Linked DNA regions of Mus musculus: region 2 is linked to region 1. Evidence: chromatin loops called from intact Hi-C (ENCODE). Cell type or tissue: heart. All regions are shown on one strand. Each heading gives the region's core, and the rest is flanking DNA. Links, peaks and the distances in the headings are about the cores only.

Region 1 (10,999 bases), core at 1,228-9,227:
AGCCACCATGTGGTTGCTGGGATTTGAACTCAGGAACTTCGGAAGAGCAGTCAGTGCTCTTACCCATGTCCCCAGCACCCAGTTCTTGATTCCTTATGGCAAGCTATTATTTTAACCCCTAGGAGAGGAAGCTTGAAGTTCAGAGTTAACTAAAATAGAGACTAGGCTAGATCTGAAACCTTTTTAAACTGGGATTTTCCTATTATAGTACTAAAGGATATAAATGGAACTACTCACATCCTCAAATAAAAGGTGATTGACTTATATGCTAGTTGAGAAAACAAGTAACATTTTAAAACATTTCACTAACCTTTCAAACAATAAAAAAACTTGAGTACCTAAGTAATAAATCAAAACTGTGTGATAACAGTATCACTGCACGTCAAACACTGTTCTCAACACTTACCATAAAGCCCAGTTTAATCTCCATTCTAACTCTATAAAAAGAGACTTCTCTATCCCTAATTTACAGAGGACCATGCTGAAATACAAAATCCACACAGTAACCTGCCAGGCCAGGTTTCAAAATCAGGCAGTTTTGAAAAAGGTCAGGGAATCTGAAACTAAACAGACATCTGAAAGATGGCACACACAGATTAAGAGTATTTGCACCCAGGCTGGGTGGTGGTGGCACACACCTTTAACCCCAGTGCTCATTAGACTAGTAGGCAGATTTCTGCAAAGTTTGTAGCCTGGCCTATAAATTAAGTTCTAGGACAGCAAGGACTACACAAAGAAATCCTACCTCAAAACAAACAAACAAACAAACAAAAACAAAACAAAAAAGAGCATTTGTGCTCACTTTTCCAGAAAATCTCTGTTTGGTTCCTATCACCCATACCAGACAGGTCACCACTACCTGGTAGATAATTCCTGCTGTAGGGGAATCTGAAACCTTGTACTGGACTCCACAGGAACGCACCCTCACATATTCGTACTACCCTTCCCCCACCACACACACTCCCCCACACACACACACCATTCAAACGTTATTTTTTAAGGTATAAATAAATAGGCTGTGCATAGGTGGTGGCACATGCCTTTGATCACAGCATTTGGGAGGCCAAACTAAATCAAACCAGAAATGTAGGCTTACAGAAAGAATAAAATGGCAATGCACATACAAAGTCACAGTACAGTATTGGTGGGAACTGTATATGTGTAGGAAGTGGCTGAGGGAACTGCAACTATTTCAGAATTTTAAGAATGTCTAAAATACTAAAGACTCAGATCACAGTAACTACTTTGGAATCTATGAATGGATAACTACAATATACTGCTTATAAACTGCATTTAAACTTGTCTTTGGGAATGGAGAGATGGTTTATAAATTAGGGAGCACTTTCTGCTCCCACAGAGGACCTGGGACTCTGTTTCCAGCACCCACAGAGTGGCTCACAACCATACATAACTCTATCTTGACTTCCTGAGGATCTGATACCATCTTCTGTCTCCTCAGGCACCAGGCACTCACATGGTACACCTACAGACAAGTAGGCAAAACACTCATACACATAAATCAAAATCAAAATCTGAGTTGTCTTGACACAAAGTATTACTTTCAACTACCAGAGCTTTAAGCACTGCTCTATAAGTGATTCTTTAAGCTATGGAAATCAAAAAGGTTAGGGCATTAATTCTTGTTTTTATTCTATGATGGTAATATCCATGTAGACCAGTATCTATGTGTGAGGTTAGAGGACAAGTTTCTAGTTTTGGTTCTCCCAAAAGGGTCCAGGATCAAACTCAGATGGTCAGGTTTATAGGGGAAATGCTTTTAACCCACTAAGCCAACTCTCTGGTCCTAATTTCTGGTTTTCTGTTGGTTTTGGTTTGGGAGGGGTAGTTTGGTTGGGGGGGGTTGTTTGTTTTGTTTTTTAGCAAAAAGCTCACACCAAAACAAATGTACTACCCAACTAACTCCAGCAAAAGCCAATTCCAAGAAAGTTCTCAGGGCAGCCCTCTCAAGTTTAGTTACAATTTAGACCTTTTGTTACAAAGTACGGAAAGTACCGTATATACATACGAGCTCCCTGAGTTCCTGAGTTCCTTTACCGTGTAGCCTCTCCTGAGAATCACTCTTATAAGGAAATCTATACCCTTCATGTCATTCTATAGATCCAGTTTATCAGCCAATATGCAAAGAGCCCAGAGGACCTTTTGCTATTAAAAGGAGTATGAATTAAGTATACTTAGCCCCACTCAAAACATTAAAACCAAGACAAAAAGATTCCACTAATAATGTTCACAAAATAAGTTCAGTTGCCATATCAAATATGGCAAAGACTCTAAACTCAGTTTTGCCTGCCTGTGTCTCCCAAGTACTGAGATTAAAGAAATGTGCCGTCCCATACCAAGTTCCTCACCACCTTTTAAAGAAGACCTTATATTCAACCCACCATCCCAACACCCCTTTATCTTCTAAAAGCAGTGAACAAATGACTACTGAAAAGTGGGCCCTCCCTCCTTGTTGCTTTTGTTTCTTTTTTTCTTTTTATTTAATCACTAAGTATGGGAGTGGATGTAGTCCTCTGAGGTCGTCAGAGGACTACTTAAGAGTCAGTTTTTCCTTTCAACCTGTAGTTCCAAGGAGCTGAATCAAGTTGCCAGGTAAGCGCCAGGGCCCTTTACCTGCTGGGCCATCTTGCCGGCCTATTTCTGAGAGGACATCTCTCAGGTTGCCAGACTGACTTTGAACTCACTATGCAGCCTATGTCAGTGGCCTTGAACTCTTATTAATCATCCTGCCTCCACCTCTCAAAGGCCTGGAATAATATTTGTGAGCCATCACACTGGGCATTTAACTTAAAATACTGAAAAAATTGGCTTAAGTGGGCGAGCAGTCAAGGAAAAAAAAAAAACATTTTCTGTATTATGACACCAAAAGTACATACAGCCACTGATTTAAAAATATATATATATATATCTAAACAAACTTGGAAACACAGAACTCAAGAGTCCGAAGTGAAAATTTCATAAAGCAACCCAGAATGAGAAACGACGGAGGCTAGTAACTTTGGGTAAATTGTTGCTACTCCGCTTATTGTGAAATGTACAAAAGAGATGCAAGTGTTGCTTGCTCTTTATCTTAAATTTACTTGAGTTCTATTATGAAACTAGATAATTTTATAGGACATTGAACTCTCTCTTCAAAGTGTAACAAGTCCTGAGCTTCACTGCTAACAATTCTTCCCAAGCTGCAGTGCACAACCTAGACAACTTAGATCATCACCACACCCAACCTAAAAGCAACTTAGCAGACACAGAACGCTCTCCCCCAGAGCCGCTGTTATACTCGAAACCTACTAATTATGGTTACCACCACCAGAAATAACCCATTAGGCGCTTGCTGTAAGTGCCATCAGCTTTAAGAATAACCGGTGCCATATGTCTTAGTAAAGTGCAACACAGAATCCAACATTACAATCTTAAACCTAACATCCCCGGAAACTGCACTGGGTTGCGTTCTGACGCGACCTTTAATGTGGAAAGACTCGAGAACTAAAAGCAAAGGAGCTTGCGACCCCACCAACTACCTCCTTCCATCAACGAATCCCGCTTAATCCTTCATGCCTGCACTTTTCCGTTGTAAACAGGAAACTCCAGAGGAAAGGAAACGGAGAAAATCCTATTTGTGCTTTTATAAAAGGAATAACGGCAGCGCTCTCCAACCCCCACGATGTGATTGAACAAATGAAAAAAGCAACCGGAGGAAGTGACGGGGTGGGCTGCTGGTGAGCTCACTTGGAAGTCCCAAACATGACACCCAGCTTAGGGGTGCCCCCAAACATCTGTACCAACAGCTGCAGCGGGGACACCGGGACAAGAGGGAGAAAGGGTGACGGGAGCGAAGGATGCGGAGTTGTGCCCACACGCTCTTATTCCCCCTCGGCCAACTCTTCTCTCGCCCCCCGTCCCAGCCCAGCCCGCTCCCTCCAGAAAGAACACCCAACAAAGCCGAGGCTGGGGAGACAAAGAGGCGGCAGGCGAGGGGCGTCCAGAACAATGCGGATCGGATCCCCGCCAAACTCCCGCGGACCACGCAGGCGGGCGGACAGCCCCGGAAATCGCCGCCGAGCTCCGGCCCCGTGGACAGCGGCCCTCAGGCCCCGCCGCCCAGGCGGCGTCCCTGGGACGCGGAGCAGCACCGGCGGGCAGGACGGCGCGGCCCGGAGCGGAGCGGAGAAGAGCGGAGCGGAGCGTCCGCCCGAGCGCGCCAGAGCGGGCCGCCGACGGGACTCACCCGCGTTCTGGTCTCGCGGCCAGAGGTAGTAGGTGGCGGGGATCACGATGAGCCCCACGAAGGAGGTGAGGAAGTAGAAGAAGGTGTTCCCGCTGTCATCGTACTGGAACTGCTGGCCCGCCATGGCTCCGCCTCCTCCGCCGCGCTCCCCTCACCGCCGTCGCCACGACCCCGCGCTGCGCTCCGGCTCCCGGCTCCCAGCGCCCCGGCCCCGTGTGGCGTAGCTCGGACGCCGCTACCGCCGCCGCCGCCGCCGCCGCCGCCGCTCTCCTCCCCGCCCCCACGCCGCTCTCACGGACACGCCGCCGCCGCCGCCGCGGCCGTCGCCAACTCTCGCGAGAGGAGCTAGTTCCCGCCCCACGCGGCTGTTCCCTCCCCGGCCGTCTCCTCCACACGCTCACTGAGGGAGACGTGGCGCGCGCAGCAAAGAAACTCTGTTGGACCCCGCCCGCGGCCCCGCCCCTGAGCCACGGACCACGCCCTCTGTTTTCCATAAGCCCGCCCCCGGGTCCCGCCCCCTGCTTACCAGGCTTTCCTTCCCAGCACCCTTCCCGGATTCCAGGAGCTTTCTTGCCAGGGTCCCCCAAGCAGTGAGCAGAGGCGAGCGTCCTAGGTGCGATTGGGACCTGAGCTTTTGCAACCTAAGCGAGGTTGCCAAACCTCTCCACTCTCTCCTATCCCTCTCACTTTTCCTCCACGTGAACCTCATGGAAACAAGTGCCATTAAAATAGGGAGCAAGGAAAAATAAATAAATGAAAAGAATAGGGAGCAAGGAACTCCTCAGAGTTCCAAAGCCTTGGTATTTGGAGCTGCCAGTTCACTAATGCTTTCTGTGACCCAAGCGATCATGTCTTCAATTTGTCAGTAAAACATGAAATAAAGCAAAATATAGATCGGTGGCTCTCAACCTTCCTAATGCTGCCACACTTTAATACAGTCCCTCATGTTGTCGTGACCCCGAACCGTAAAATTATTTTCATTTCTAGTTCATAACTGTAATTTTACTACTGTTACGAATTGTAATGTAAATATATGATGTGCATGATATATATACTCCCTCTAAAACGGTCTTTTGATAACTCCCCCTTAACAGGGTCAGGACCCACATATTGAGAACCAATGTCATATATGCTCTATTGATGAGAAAATTCAGACTCAAAACATTTTCCAGAGGTAACGCTCAATGGTTTGGGTTTGCTCAGGGCTTGAGGATCCAAACCCAGATCGCTCTGACGCCCCAAAGAGCCGCTGGCACTCCCCTGCAACCTGTGGGCAATCTGAAGAGGCAGTCACTCTCTGCTCCTGGCCACCGAATCTCAAGCTGGAGTCAGCTGAACTGCAGGATAGTCCTCTAACCTTGCAAAGATCCCACCAGAGTCCAGTGGTGGCCTTAGCAGGGTGGGTCCCAGTGTCTGCACTGCCCTCTGTGGATCAAGAGGACACAGGGCACTTTACACAGGACCGCTGTGAATAGTAAAGGAAACTGTGCAATATCTTTAAAAAGAGAAGCTACCGCGCAAGTACAAACATTCTGCTGTATTTTTTTTTAAGATTCATTTTTTATTTTTATGTATATGAGTACACTGTAGCCATCATGTGGTTGCTGGGATTTGAACTCAGGACCTTCAGAAGAGCATTCAGTGCTCTTAACTGCCCGTTTTGTTGTTGTTTTGTTTACTTTGCTTTTTGTTGGGGGGGGTGTTTTTTTTTTTTTCTTTTTGAGCCAGGGTTTCTTTGTGTAGCCCTGGCTGTCCCGGAACTCACTCTTTAGCCAGGGTTGGCCTCGAACTCACAGAGATCAGCCTGCCTCTACCTCCTGAGTGCTGGGAATAAAGCTGTACACCAGCACCAGCGTTTAAGGATTGTTTCAAGACTAGTCAGTTAACTACATGGCTTTTCAATATGCCTTCCATTGTCTGAGAGGAAATCTGGTTACACAAGCTCTTTCATTGAATGTCTCAAAACCAGTATTTATCATAATGAGTCATGCTTCCCCTTATACTAGATTATGTTCACAAGTATTCTGTCTCCCCTTTCAAATTCCAATTTAACAGCACATTTCTGAAAGCCACTTTTGCTACATTTTTCTGCCTTGTTCCCCCCCCCCCACTCCCCCGTAAAGTTTCCAAGGACTTTATTGTAAGAGGGAAACTTAGAAGTGGAAAAGAAACTTGGACTATGAAATCAGAACAGAACTAGGGCCATCCTGAGGCAGGATAGACAGGGAATTTGGGAGATTGAAGACAGAAAAGGGGACCTCATCCCAGAGTACTTAATGCCAGCACTCAGGTAGCAGAGGCAGGCAGATCTCTGTGCATTTGAGGCCAGCCAGGGCTATACAATGAAACTATCAAAAAAAAAAAAAAAAAAAAAAAAAGCCTGTCAGCAGGTGAGAATCAAGAACTCAACATTTTTGTCTAGGATGCTGACCTAGAGTTGACATTCATTTCAGACATAGATATTTCATGTTAAAGTAGCAACAACCCAAACTTACGGCCTGAACATATATGACCCAGGCAGGCTCTCATTCCTTTGCCCAGACATTGCCAGAAAAATCACAAACAATACTATTTACAGTAAATCTATCCAACATCTCTGGGGACCAGACTTTTCCTACTGACTGTAATGCCACAAAATGTGCCCAGGAACCATCCTGTGGAAACATAGTAACTTCAAACTCCATCAAAATCTCGTATGACTATTGTATCAAACAGTCAGCCATGGCTGTCTTTGAGTGGCCCCAAGCCCTTGCTCTCTGTCCAGCTGCAGTTCCAAACACTCTTTCTCCTGACCTCACGCTTAAGTCTCAGTTCCAGTAGAATTGACAGAAAAGAAAAGAGAAGAAAAAAAACACCAACCCTCCACTTTCTTTAGTTTAGTTCCAGAATTCTTTTTGAAAAACAAACCCATGAGTCCTAATTGAGCCTGAGTGGTGGTCCCTAAACTCTAGGGGACCTCCTGACGCTGCTGGGGAAGAGGGCTGCCACTGGAGAGCTCTGCTCCCATTATTTGCTGACACACAGCCTTACTGAAAACATGCACCACTCACAGACTTGGCTCCTCTGCAGCAGGTAGCCTTTGCCTTGGGTAGGCTCTCTTGTCAAGTCCTTGCATGTTTTCAGGATATTGAACTGGATTTTTTTATAACTCCATTTATGTTTAACTCAGCATTTCTGCAAAGATAATAGATCTGTTTCATAAACTTATGGCAAAATAAATTAGCGATTATAACTCCTGCCAGTTATGGTGGCATGTGCCTTTAACTCCAGCACACTCCTTTAAGCCCAACACTCCAGAGGTGGAGGCTAGTAGATCTCTGAGTTTCAGGACAGTCTGATCTAAAAGCAAGTTCCAGGACAGCCAGAGCTACATGGTAAGACCCTGTCTCAGAGAGAGAGAGAGAGAGAGAGAGAGAGAGAGAGAGAGAGAGACTGACCATGAATTCCTGCCTCTCCTTTTTCTACCTCATAAGCACTGGGACTGCAGGTCCTTCTACTGATGATATTAACTTACAAAACTATTTCTTTTAAGAGATCATTTTAGTGAAATTGTTAATAATAGTAAATGAATATGAAAGAAAATGAGCCACAAACACTTATTGTCCTTAATTTCAGCATATGTTAAAATGTATTTTAATATCATTTGTGAATATGTCTGCAAGAGCAAAATTGAATCACTTTCATTTTAACCTCTTGGTAGTTTATTTTCTCTCAGGTACAGAGGTACAGAAAGCTTATTTTTGGGCTTCTGTTAATAATTTGCTTTTTCCTTAGAGTGACTCTTTCATTTATTGGTAAGTCGATGTTGTATTACTGGAATTGACTTTCATTTATGCATGCCAAAGTGTTTGTGTGGCTGTAATGACATTATTCAGATTTCTGTGTGGTGAAGTTAACTGCAGAGACTAGAAGAAACCAAATTATTAAGTAGGTATGTACAGTTAGTTCTATCACACACACACACACACACACACACACACACACACACACACACACATCCACACCCACACCCACATCCCAATAGAGTAGTCCCTTCATCATGATGTGCTCCAAACCTTCCAGCTGATGCTTGGAAACCCTATAGATACTCTCTGGGTTTTTCCTACACATGCACAAATGCTGCGGTTTCTCCATCTCAGTTATATCTTGTGCTTATACATGGTGGCCAGGAATGTTGAAGTTAGAAATATAAGAGCAAACCTAGAACAATTTTCTTTTTCTTTCTTCAAAAGCAAGACACTGATTTAAAATCACATCTAATGATGATGATAGAGGACTTTAAGAAGGACATAAATAACTCCCTTTTAAAAATACAGGAGAACCCAGGTAAACAGCTAAAAGCCCTTAAAGAGGAAACATAAAAATCCCTTAAAGAATTACAGGAAAATAAAATCAAGCAGGTGACAGAATTGAACAAAACCATCCAGGATCTAAAAATGGAAATAGAAACAATAAAGAAATCATGAAGGGAGACAACCCTGGAGATAGAAAATCTAGGAAAGAGATTAGGAGTCATAGATGCAAGCATCAACAACAGAATACAAGAGATAGAAGAGAAAATCTCAGGGGCAGAAGATATCATAGAAAACATTGACATGACAGTCAAAGAAAATGCAAAATGCAAAAAGCTCCAAACCCAAAACATCCAGAAAATCCAGGACACAATGAGAAGACCAAACCTAAAGATAGTAAGTATAGAAGAAAGTGAAGATTCCCGACTTAAAGGGCCAGTAAACATCTTCAACAAAATTATAGAAGAAAACTTCCCAAACCTAAAGAAAGAGATGCCCATGAACATACAAGAAGCCTACAGAACTCAAAATAGATTGGACCAGAAAAGAAATCCCTTCCATCGTATAAAAGTCAAAACACCAAATGCACAAAAGAAAGAAATTAAAAGCAGTAAGGGGAAAAGGTCAAGTAACATACAAAGGCAGACCTATTAGAATTACACTAGACTTCTCACCAGAGACTATGAAAGCTACAAGATCCTGGGAAGACGTCATACAGACCCTAAGAAAACACAAATGCCAGCCCAGGCTATTATACCCAGCAAAACTCTCAATTACCGTAGATGGAGAAACCAAGATATTCCATGACAAAACTAAATTTATGCAATATCTTTCCACAAATCCAGCTCTACAGAGGATAACACAAGGAGGGAAACTACACCCTAAAAAAGGCAAGAAAGTAATCTTTTAAGAAACCCAAAAGAAGATATCCACACAAACATAATTCCACTTTTAATAACAAAAATAACAGCAATAATACTTAAATAGGACCCAGCATTTTGCTGCATACAGGAAACCCACCTCAGTGTCAAATCAAAGACAGAAACTACTTCAAAGTAAAGGGCTGGAAAACAATTTTTCAAGCAAATGGTCCCAAGAAACAAGCTGGAGTAGCCATTCTAATATCAAATAGAATCAACTTTCAACCAAAAGTTATCAAAAAAAGATAAGGAAGGACCATATGAAGCTCAAGAAGAAGGAAGACCAAAGTGTGGATGCTTCAGTACTTCTTAGAAGGGGGAACAAAATACTTACAGGAGGAAATATAGAGACAAAGTGTGGAAGCTGAAGGAAAGGCCATCCAGAGACTGTCCCACCTGGAGATCCATCCCATATACAGTCACCAAACCCAGATGTTATTGTGGATGCCAGGAAGTGCTTGCTGATAGAAGCCTGATATAGCTGTTTTCTGAGAGGCTCTGCCAGAGCCTGACAAGTACAGAGGTGGATGCTTGCAGCCAACCATTGGATTGAGCATGGGGTCCCTGATGGAGGAGTTGAAGAAGGGACTGAAGGAACTGAGGGGGGTTGTAGTCTCATGGGGGGAGCAACAGTGTCAGCTGGCCTAACCCTGTGGAGCTCCAGGAAACTGGACCACCAACCAAAGAATATACATGGAGGAACCCAGGGCTCCAGCTGCATATGTGGCAGAAGCTGGCCTTGTGGAACATCACTGTGAAGAGTGGCCCTTGATCCTGTGAAGGCTCAATGTCCCACTGTAGGGGAATGCCAGGGCAGGAAGGCAGGAGTAGGTGGGTGGGCAAGGAAGCACCCTCATAGAGGCAGGGAGAGGGGATAGAGGGTTTCCAGAGGGAAGACCTGGAAAGGGGATAACATTTTAAATATAAACAAAGAAAATAGTCAATAAAAGAAAAAAACTTATACAAAAAATTTTTTGTATAAACAGACAGGTTTTGGTAAACTTTTCATTTTCAATGCCAATCCCAAAATCTGGGGTGTCGCACACACTAAGAAAGTATTCTGCCACTGAACTGGATTCCTAGCCTTAGTTCTGGTCAGTTCTATTTTGCAAGATTTCCATCCAAGTTGGAGCTAAGGAGTTGAACCTAGAGCTTTGTGTATACCAGACAAATAAGTGTTCTACCACTGAAATACACCTCAGCCTAGAAAAGAAAATTCCAGACATTTATTATTGTATATAACCAACATGTTGAGTACTTTTTTTCAAGGCCAAACAAAGGGTATCACACTTTCTGCTTACAATTTCTGAATCTGACAGTAGTTTCCGGCTCCATAGATTCCAAACAATGCTTTTCCATTGCCAATACAGTTCCTCCTATGATCTGTCCACAGTGTGAATCATTATCCCTTCATGGTCCTTTGGTGAGGAGAGATGTAGGACCTAGTGCCACTTAGGCATCTATAGATTATAAATATCTGTATATGCGAGTTAACTACTAAAAGTAATTTACTTTAGCATCTATCTCCCATCAATAAATGTTCA
Region 2 (10,999 bases), core at 1,149-9,148, 82 kb after region 1:
ATGTCTGCAGTCACAAGATGACATGTCTGCAGTCACATGAGGACATGCCTGCAGTCATGTGATAACATGTCTGCACTGACATTATATGTTTACACTAACATGACATGTCTGTAATCACATGATGACTACCACCTCACATTCTGGCTCCACAGACAAAGACACAACCTCTCTGCAACCATGAGCTAAAATAAACCTTTTTGGTTGCCACTTGTTTCTGTCATACTTTGTCACAGCAGTGAGCAATGACTAATACCCTTGCTACTCCTCGCTGCAATCAACATTGCACATGTATTTTTAAAGCCCAAGGAATCATAAACCCCCTCTTAGTGTCATGCTGGCATCCCAAGAAGTATGGTAATGTTGGCTCATATGAGCAACTACTGTATCCATCAAAGTTCTACCTTCCTTGTCTGACTTTATCTCCCTGAGGGTTTCCAGGACCCTAAAATCCCCACGTTTCCCTCACACTCTGCCTCTGCCCATGATGCCTCTTTCTGCCTTGCCTTTCACCTCAGCTCCACCCAGAGGAACCGTGCCCAGCCATGGAGCCTCAGTTCAAAGAACGCTCCTTCCAAGACTCTGATGCTACTACCTTCCCCTCTAAGTTATATTTGTAACTCTATCTTTCTCACTAAGTTGTATACAGTGGAAGGTACAGGCATTAGGACACAGTTGGTACTCAAGGAGAATTTAAGTTGAAATAATAGTTTTTCCAAAGAATACTTCAAATAGGTGTCAGTTTATTACACAAAACCATGTGTTCTACAAAGCTGGCAGAACAGATGATATCTCTCCCTCTCCCTCCTTCTCCCTCCAGATTATTAAAAATATCATAATTATTATATTAAATAGTTAATATAGGTTCTGCTATTTTCTCCAACATAGAGATGAAGGAACTAAAGTTCCATACAAGAAAGTTAACTTTCCCAAACCTAACATTGAGCAAATGCCTGTCTGACCTCAGAGCTCTGTAACCTGCTACACATTTCTGGCTGGCAGGACTCACCCAGGTGACAATGACTAATACACCATGACGAAGTGACAGCTCAAATGTACTACCTGGTTTCAGCCATTTTAAAGTTCACCTAAATCAGATCTGGACATCTGCTACTGAACCAACCACGGCATCAACTGAGCCGACGCACAGATGGAGACTCACTTGCGCAGTTCGCCTCCTGCCACGTGCTGTTGAAAAACTCAGAGACCATGAGAACTATCTGCATTCTGTCTGCCGTCAGGAGACTTCCGCCACAGCGCGGGCCCTCGGAGGTATTCTGCAATAGCAGCAACAAAAGGAAGAGATAATCTGAGTGTTTAGACTTTCCACAGAAGCCATAAAGCAGTTGACTTATTTATTAAAAACTATTAGAGATTTTGTCTGATATGATGTGATGGTAACAACAGTAATAATAAAAACAGCAGGAAAACAATTTCCATTTAACATTTATTGTTGCAGGGTTCATGGGCGAAGGAAGAAACTCTCTGCTTAACAGCTGAGCCTCCTCTCCAGCCCCATCTTTGCTTCTTGAATATTTGTTTCTCTGGTTAAATTCAGCTTCTTAATTCCGACTTGTGAATGTGTTGCAATCTCTCACTTTGCATGCACAGGGAAAGTTCCAGAATGTGGGCAACAAAATGTAGCAATGGTATTTCTAGATGACAGACCATGACAAATTTTATCTTCACTCTTGCTTCTCTTCCTCTGTCTAAGCTTTTGTATAGCGGATGCACTCTTTAGCTAGTACTTTTAATCTGTGTGTAAACGCTCCCAGGCCTTTGGCTTCATCTTGCGGGGAATGTTTGGTCCAAAGGTTAGCACTCTGCAAGAGAGCCCAGTAATCCATCCACAGAGACCCAAGAGTGCGTACTCAAATAGAAAACCGTGTCTTCCAAAGACCATTTAATCATGAAAGAAACGCATGCTATGCAAATAATAAACCTGCGATCCTAACCTCCCGAACTTCATCTGTTTCTTATCCCTGTTGCCTCAAGCAGAGCACTGGGCCTGGGCCCTTCCTGATTTCAAAGCTACTTAACTCCTGTTGCAAGCATGCTTAACTCATGTTACCAGAATGCTGGCGTCTGAGGATTGGGACGTGTCAGAGAAGCCATCCACACTGCAGCAGGGATGTGCCTGCAAACACAGGCTGAGAGTGACACTGAGTGACACCGTGGGCTGAAAGAGACCCGGTGGGAACAGCAGGAAGAGAACTGACCAGCTGTGTAGAGCAATGAGAATATCACACGATTCATCTGGAGAGACTCATCATCTGTGTATAGCTCACTAACAAGATGCGTCTAAGAGAGCTCTTGCTTTTGTCTGCTACGTTTGTGTTCTTAAACATTGTGTGTGTGTGTGTGTGTGTGTGTGTGTGTGTGTGTGTGTGTGTATGTGCGCGCGCGCGCGCGTGCAGGCCAGAGGACAGCTCACAGAGTCGGTTTTCTCCAGCCACTGTGTGGGCCCCTGACATTGCCCTTACCTACTAAGCCCCAAGTACGTACTTTTCTCTTTCGTTCCTTTTGTTCCTTTTATTTATTCACTTTACATCTTGACCAAATTTCCCCTCCTCCTGCCCCCTCACAGCCTATTCCCCCTCATCCCCTTCTTCTCTGAAAAAGGGGAGCCCCCCCCCCCCCGGTACTCCCCTACCCTGGCACAGAAGTCACTGCAGAACTCTTATTATGCCTTATTCCCTGAGTTAGGGTCTCTCACTAAGCCTGGAACTTGTCTTAGGCAGGTGGAATGGTAGCCAGCAGCCCCAGCAAGATTCCTGCCTTTACTTTCTATGCCACCAGGTTACAGGTGCATGCAGTCACACCCACCTATGCCACCAGGTTATAGGTGCATGCAGTCACCCACCTATGCCACCAGGTATTAGGTACATGCAGTCACCCACCCATGCCACCAGGTTACAGGTGCATGAATCACATCCACCTATACCACCGGGGAATCGAACCAGCATCCTCTGCAGGAGCAGCAAGTGCTCTTAACCCCTGAACCATCACTCTAGCCCACTGGGATCATGTTTTTTAAAGCCTCATAATTCCACAGCATCTACATACACAAGGAAAACATCTATAGCCTCAAAGACCCAAGGTTAACATCATCATTCATGGGCATTGTGCCCACAAGAGGCCTTGTTACTTAAGTTTTTTTCTTTTTTTTTAAAGAAAAGGCAGCTGGAAATTATAAAATTTGCAGGAAAATTGATGAAACTGAAAAAATCAGGTATTAAGTGAAATGATCTAGGCACAGGAAGACAAATGCTACATGTTCTATCCTATGCATATCCTAGCCTTTCATGCTTATATATGTGTATTAACATGGAGTGAGTGTTGAGTAGAGGCCAGGAAATCAGGAAGGAGACCATAAGACAGGGAACAAAAAGAAGCTGAAGGGAGGGGGGAGGGTAACAGACCACATGAGATATGAAAGTGGAAGGGTCACACTGAAAAGGAGGGCTTACAAATGGTGGGAGGGCACAACGGAGAGGGAGGGGGATGGGTTATAGATGGTGGGAGGATACAAGGGAGGGGGAAGGGTTACAGATAGTACAAGGGAAAGGGAGGAGCTACAGATGGTGGGAGGGTAAAACGGAGAGGGGGGTCATAGTGCGGAAGGTACAACGGAGAGGGAGGAGTTATGGATAGTTGGGGGTACAACGGAGAGGGAGGGGAAGGGGAGGTTACAGAGGTGGGAGGGTACAAGGAAGGGGGAGGAGTTACAGAAGGTGGGAGGGTACAACGGAGATGTGAAGCAGGAACTTGGAGAAAAGGAGATGTAGAGTGGACAAACTGTTACTGTGAGGAGATGCCAGCCTGTTACTTGGTAGACTACTTTAAAGACAGGGTTGGGGCTCTGTTAGTACACAGCTTGTCTAGCGTGGACAAGTCATGGGTTCTATTCACAGCTGCATAAAACCAGACCATAGTGACACGTCCGTAATCTAGGCACCTGGGAGGGGAAAGCAGGAGGGGTCAAGTGATCCTCTGCTACTCGGTGAGTTCAAGGCCAGTCAGGGCGACAAGAAACTTCATCACAAATAAATACATTAATTAAATTAAAATAGAATGAAAAGACTCCCTAAAAACAGCTTATTTAATGTAACTGCTCAAAATCAAATACAACGCTGCATATTAAAGTCATAGAGAAAGGAGCGAATCTGAAAAATACTGCATGCACTCCTATTTAAACTGCCTTGAAAGCCAAATCTTTCCACAAAGAGTGACTCTGGACTTTACTTAATGCAAATGAATGTCCCCATTTACAAAAAAAAAAAAAATCTGCTTAGTAACATTAGGCTAGATTAAAAACAAGATACACCTATTGACATTTCTATTTAGTTTAGTCAATTACGACCTCTAAAGCAACTGAAGCCACATTTTTCATGAGACTACTTGGCCCCTCAGGACGCAAGAACCATTTCCACCCCCAATCCCTGTGTCCTCCTTATTTTTCCTTTACCAGGCAACCCTGTGACTCTCACGGTGGCCGACACCGTAATCCTTTCCTAATTTATACAGTTCTTAGAGGCAAAGACTGTGTCTTCCTCTTTTGGTTTGCCTTCATTAAGTCCTTCACATTACCTTCCAAGTGACCAGGAAAGCTCTCGAGTTACAGAGAAGGCAGACTATCCTAAAATGGCAACTCACCGACCACGAACTATTACTGTATGTCGCTTTGTGTGGCCTCTCTTTGTCCCCACTTTCCGGATGAGAAAACAAGCAGAGAATGTCACTAACTTGCCAGAGAACAAGCTGATAAACAGGATGGAACCGAACTCAATACTTTGAAAAATAATAAAGGTCACACTGATAGAAACTGGTGGCTCTGGGTATGTTCGCTGCAATGTTCCAGCAAACCTGTCCCAAGAAGATGCCGGCTTACAGCATCCAGGGGGACAGCATTCCAAGCCATAAGCCCCTAAAGTCACCCGCTTGTTTCTGATACCCTAACTCCACAGACCGTCCAATGCCGTTTCCTTACTTTCCCAACCCCCCCCCCCCCCAGGTGCCGAGGCTGCTCCTCTACCCACCCCGATGTTTCGGCTGATGTTGTCCATCTTGATTGCGACCTGTTGGAAGAGCGGGTAGCAGGTCTGGCAGAGGCGCACGGGCCGAGCGCTGCGCACCATACAGGCGGTCAGCTCGGCGCTGCTATTGGCGAAGTCCATCAGCAGCTCCCGGCACTCAGGCTCCAGATCCGGCAGGTCCGGAGGTAGCAGTGACAGCGGCCCTAGACCTCCGCCCTGCAGCAAAGACAGGGTCAAGTCCTGCACCTCCAACAGCTGCTGCTCCGACAGCAGGTCCGCAAAGCCTGGGTGCCGACTGCTGGTGAAGGGGAGCGCGCACAGGGCGCACCTCCACCGCAGCAGCTGCAGCAGCAGCAGCGCCGGCAGCCACCGCCACGGCCACCCGCTACTGCGCGCCAGCTCCGCGTCCCGAGCCATCCCCGGGCCGGACTGTAACAGATAGCTCGCCCGGTGCTTCCGACAGCAGCCGCTTCCGGCTTCGGCCGGCGCAGGCCCTGAGTGGAGTCACGAGGTGAGTGCGTCACGGCCCCGCCCACCTGCCTCCGGAGGCGCGCGGGTGTGAGCGCGCCCCGCTTGGAGGTCTGTAGAGCTGCTGCAACCCCAGTGCATCCCAGGCCTCCGTCTTGCACGCTCTGCACCCTGCAGTTCCCCGCCTTCCATGAGCCTGTGGAGTTTGTTCTGGTTGCTGGAACTCCAGGGAGATGACTGCCGAGTGAGCTCCCAGAAAAACCCAGTAGACTGATGGTTTGGGCAGGTGTTCATTTTCATTGGCTCTGGATTAGTAAAATTTCTTCATCTCCTCTGGAGAGTGGATAACATCCGTTGGCAGTTCTGGTTTTGGAACTTGTGGCTTCAAAAGGCTTGATTGATTGATTTTAATTCTCAACTATCTACCCCGAACAGAACTTCCTGGGGTGATGAATATAGTCCACGTCTTAGTTAATAGGGAAGCCACTACCCACATGTAGCAGCTGAACCCTTGAATTGTAGCTACTACGATGATAGAACTAATTGTCCAATGTCACTTAATTTAAATATAACTATCTGACTAGTGACACCTGTGTACGGCTCGGATCTGGGTGTAGTGTTTTAGCGCAATAGAAATCCTACCTAATACATACACTTGAGCATACCCCACTATGTTATTATTATATATTCTATATTATACGATTATTATACCATATATTACATAACATATTGTAACATAATATGTAATATTAATATATAACATGTAATATGTGACACGTAGCATTTTATGATATGTTGTAATATGTTATATTGTATATTATGTAATGTATAATATATGTTATGATAATAAATATGTATACATTATATAATATTAATACATATAGGTATTTTTCTTCTTGGAGACAAGCCTCATGTAACTCAGGCTAGTTCTCTAACACACTAAGAAACATGTTTGCGCTATACCAGAGAATGGCCTTGAAATTCTGATCTTCCTGCCTCCCTGCTGAAAGTGCCACCATGTACCCCCATTGCCAGGTGTTTGTGGTGCTGGAGACCAAACCCAGGGCCTGGTGTGTGCTAAGCAAGCAAGCATTCTGTCAACCCAGAGACATGAGAGAGAGAGAGAGAGAGAGAGAGAGAGAGAGAGAACCATAATAACAAATCAAAAGAAAGCCTATTAATAAGTCATTGCAGTAGACACTGGAATAAAGCAAGAGGCCAGGATATAATGTGCTCAAGAGTAGGATGTGAGGGGTGGGGACATCCATGTAGAGACAGAGGTATGGGGAGGAGGTACGGGATGTGGATCAGTCGGAGAGTTGGGGGGGGTAATAAAATATGGAGTGTAAAATAATTAATTAATTAATTAAAAAGAGAAAGAAAGAAAAAAAAGAATAGGATAGGAAAAAAACCATTGTAGGGCCATCCAGCAAGATGGTTCAGCAGGTGTTGTGTTCATGGTTCCAGGGGGCTAGCATCCACAGCGGCAGGGGAGGCAGCAACAGGCTGGAGCAGGATACTGAGAACTCACATCTTAAACACTGAGCACAAGCTGAGAATGAATGGGAATTGTGGGAGTCTTTACATTCTCAGAGCCCACCTCCAGTGACACTGCATCAGGGCTGTACCTCCTAAACCTTGGCAAACAGTGCCCCAACGGGGGACCAAGTGTTCAAAGGTCTGAGACTCTGGAGTTATTATCATCATGTCCTGGTCTGAATGAGAATGCCACCATAGGCTCATATCTTTCTATGTCTACTCCCTAGTAACATACTGCTTACAGAAGATTTAGGAGGCATGGCCTTGTTGGAAGAGGTGTCATTGGGAGTCGGCTTTGAGGTTTTGAAAGCCCATGCCAGGCCCAGTGTCTTTGTCTGTGTGTGTGTGTGTGTATGTATGTATGTATGTATGTATGTATGTATGTATGTATGTATATATTTGTCTGATTGTCTATCACTCCCTCTCCGTCTCCCTGCCTATGGATCAGGCTGTAAAGCTCTCTGCTACTGTGTGCTTCCTGCCATGATGCAGTGGCCTAATTCTCTAAAACTGCAAACAAGCCCCCAGTCAAACGCTTTCTTCTATATGTTGCCTTGGTCGTGGTGTCTCCTCACAGCAATAGAACAGTGAGTAAGATACCCCTGAGTCGGGTAAAGATGCTTACTATCAACCCCAAGGACACAGTAGAAGAGACTTCCCAGGTTGTCCACTGACCTCCACAGGTATGCCTAGACACATACACAAAATTAAAGCAAATGGTTTGGAAAGAACAATAAATGTGTGTAGCAGGACTAAATCAAGCTTACAGGAGCCGCTGCAGTAGTATTTAGGGGGCATTATAAAGAAGCTGTCTGCTGGGCTTAGAGGTGAGTCAGAAACTTCTTCCAGGAGGAAGAGATCTTTGAGGTCTTACAGGGTGAGCAGGATTCCTTAGCAGCTTACAGCATCCTAGGAGAAAGTAGCAGCAGCTACTAGAAGAAAGGACTCTTGTCTTACGGCTGCAGCTGTGCGCTCTTGTTGCTTGAAACTGCTGTTGCTGCACTGATGGACCGCAGGGATGGAGCTAAACCTGAACCACCTGCCTAGGACTTTCTCAAATGCTTTCCCTTCAGCCTGTGGGCAACAAGAACTGTTAACAGAGTTACAGTGAGCGTTTTAGGTAGAGAACTCTAGCAACAATATGTAACTCCCCACCCCCTACATCATAAAACTGAGAGTGTGTCATTAAAGGAGAAGACAGAAACTGTATAAAAGACATTGAGGTATGTCTGGTGGGAAAGAGAGAGGTTTGACTAAAGAACTATGATCCAGGAAGAATGAGAACCAGTGGGTATTTTGGCCTGTATAGGTTAAGATAACCAGGCAGATGGTAGTGCCATGGTTAGGGACAGGGACACAGGGAAGGGAGAGCATTGGGAAGGACACAGAAGCTGTGAATCCAGCTGAAACTGGCCACTCAGGATGGTTGTGGTGGAGGTGCCCAGAGAGTATTTAAATCGCAGATGCAATGCCTGCCAAGGATTCAGAGTTAGGAGTCATGCAGGCTGGTTCTTGTCAACTTGACCCAAGCTAGAGTCACCTGAGAAAAGTGAACTTCAATTGAGAAAGTGCCTTGGTAAAATCAGCCCTTCGGCAAGCCTGTGGGGCATTTTCTTGGTTGATGATTGATGTGGGAGGGCCAGTCCTCTGTGGGACTTGGGAGCTGGGTCAGCAGGGACAGAAATCACTTGTGTGTCCTAGTTGTATGTCGTGGTTTGGCTTCTGTTGCTGTGATGAAACACCGTAACCAAGAGCAGCTTTGGGGAGGGAAGGGTTGGTTTGCCTTACACTCCCACATAGATCATGGAGGCAGGAACTCAAGTAGAGCCCATGGGAGGAGGATGCTTACTGGCGCCTTCCCAGGCTTGCTCAGACCTTTTACACAAAGGACCACTAGCCCTGCCCACAGTGTACTGGGCCCTCCCACATCAGCCATCCAACCAAGAAAATGTCCCACAGCCCAATCTAATGAAAGCAATTCCTCAACGGAGGTTTCTTTCTCCCTAGGTGACTTCAGTTTGAATCAAGTTGACAAAAATTAGCCAATATACTGTACAGATGTGAGGACCGGAGTTCATACTCTCGGAAGCCATGTAAAAGTTGTGTGGGCTGGCAGCCTACCTGAAAGGAACAGGAAATACCCAGAGAAAGCCAGCAGCTAGCCAGACCAGCTGAGACTCTCTGTTCAGCAAGGGTCACTGTCTCAATATATGAAGAGGAGAGCCATCAGAAAAACACCTCACATCACCTCAGGCTTTACATCAGCATGCACCCACATGTACACATGCACACACACATGCACCCGCACACATACATGCACATACACACACATATGCACACACATGTACACATATACATACACATGCACACACACACATAACACGCACCCACACATACACATGCACACACATAACACACACCCACACATACACATGCACACACATAACACACCCACACATACACATATACCCATATGTACACATGCACCACACATAACATCACATGCACCCATACAAATGCAAACATGCACACATATATGCATGCACACCACACGTACATCAAGAGACTAAGATTAATTGGTGCTTATCAGAAATTATTTTATTTCTAATGAGCTTATACCATAAGTGAATGTATAAGTAAGATCACAAGAGAGGTCGTGAATGGAAACCAAGTAATAGAAAGTAGAGCCACTGCCTAACTTCTGGTCATCTCTAGCCTCTTGCCTGCACTGATATACTGTCAAATGCTAGCAAACGGGAAAGGCGAGAAGCCCACGTGGTCCTCTGGCTTCCATTTAGTACAACAAATGCCCGCAATAAGTCAACTTACACAGAGAAAAGTTTCATTTGGACTCATAACTGGAGGTGTCAGTTTCAGGTTAACTGGCCCCGCATGTTGGGCTTGTGTGAGCCAGCACACCATGCTGAGGAGCCTGGAACAGAGCAAAGCCATTTACCTCATAGGAAAGAAGGGGGTCCTGGGTCACACCTCCTAGGACACACCCCCAAGACCCCACACACTGAGAAGTACCCCCACCTCCCAATAATGTTGAACATTAGGCTTTTAACACGTGAACCTTTAGAGGAGACTCTACTGTTCGGATGGTGAATGAAAGAACAAGTCTGGATAGATAGCCAGCTAACAGCAAGTATTAGTCTTCCAGAGGACCCAGGTTTGGTTTCCAGCACAACTGCCTGTGACTGTAGCTCAAGGGAATCTAACACCTTAGGCCTCTGTGAGCAACACACACACACACACACACACACACAATTTAAAAAATAAATACATTTCAAAACCAAAAAGTTCAAATCTAAAATCTTCTCTGTTGGGAGCGTCCCTGTTTGAATGTTAACTGCCTTGTCAGCCATAAGTGCTTACTTACAAAGTCTTGGCCTTATGGAAAAGTACTAGCTTAGTTGAGATTTCTGTGGGAAAAGTTGAGGCCTCTGTAGGAAAGTACTACCCCCAGTTAAGAACAAATAGCTATAGATCTTGTGGACAGGTACCTAGCAACCCACTCTGTTCTGTTCCTCCTGCTGAACTTTTTACCTAGCCAATATCCTGCTTTTGGGAACAGGTGCGTTCCTCCAGATACAAAGCGATTCTGTGTCATCCCCCTCCCTATACTCTGCTTCTGTGAGCATAAAACCTGCCAGGGAACAATAAAAATGTGACAGCTTGATCAATCAGACTTGCTGTCCGTCCTTGTGTTTCTTGTCCATCATTCTCTCCACAGGTGGTTCCTCAGACCCTGTTCGACTGTCGACTGTCCCGCGGGCCGGGACACTTCTCTATAGAAATAAAAAGAGAAGTTACATACTCCCAAGATATTCCTTTCTGGGTGGAGAGCAGGTCAAAGGGGGAAACCTGCAGTCCTAGATCTCCACGTCCAACATTTGGGAAAATGCGGTGGCAGGAATCAGGCTCCAGTGGGTTTGGGTGGTCTTCACAGGCTGTAG

Evidence for each region. Hi-C counts contacts between places; a loop is a spot of excess contacts. Peaks named below come from ENCODE experiments on the same cell type or tissue, not always from the same donor. Only the 100,000 strongest peaks of a DNase experiment are listed, where the experiment ranks them.
Region 2: it touches region 1 in a loop (6-fold over the local background); 1 of 42 quality-filtered maps calls a loop at or near these places.

The regions. Positions count from the first base shown.
Region 1 is chr10:42,755,133-42,766,131 of GRCm38, reverse strand. Sec63 (SEC63-like (S. cerevisiae)) reads right to left here and starts at 4,636. Exons shown (of 21, transcript NM_153055.3): 1 at 4,244-4,636. The coding sequence starts at 4,367. In heart, for the core only: a CTCF peak has its summit at 5,688; DNase peaks (open chromatin) are centred at 3,861, 3,951, 4,681 and 5,621; H3K4me3 peaks cover 2,937 bases; H3K27ac peaks cover 2,005 bases.
Region 2 is chr10:42,673,435-42,684,433 of GRCm38, reverse strand. It overlaps Ostm1 (osteopetrosis associated transmembrane protein 1), which reads right to left and starts at 5,518. Exons shown (of 6, transcript NM_172416.3): 1 at 5,037-5,518; 2 at 1,160-1,274. The coding sequence starts at 5,450. In heart, for the core only: a CTCF peak has its summit at 5,613; a DNase peak (open chromatin) is centred at 5,523; H3K4me3 peaks cover 2,486 bases; H3K27ac peaks cover 1,455 bases.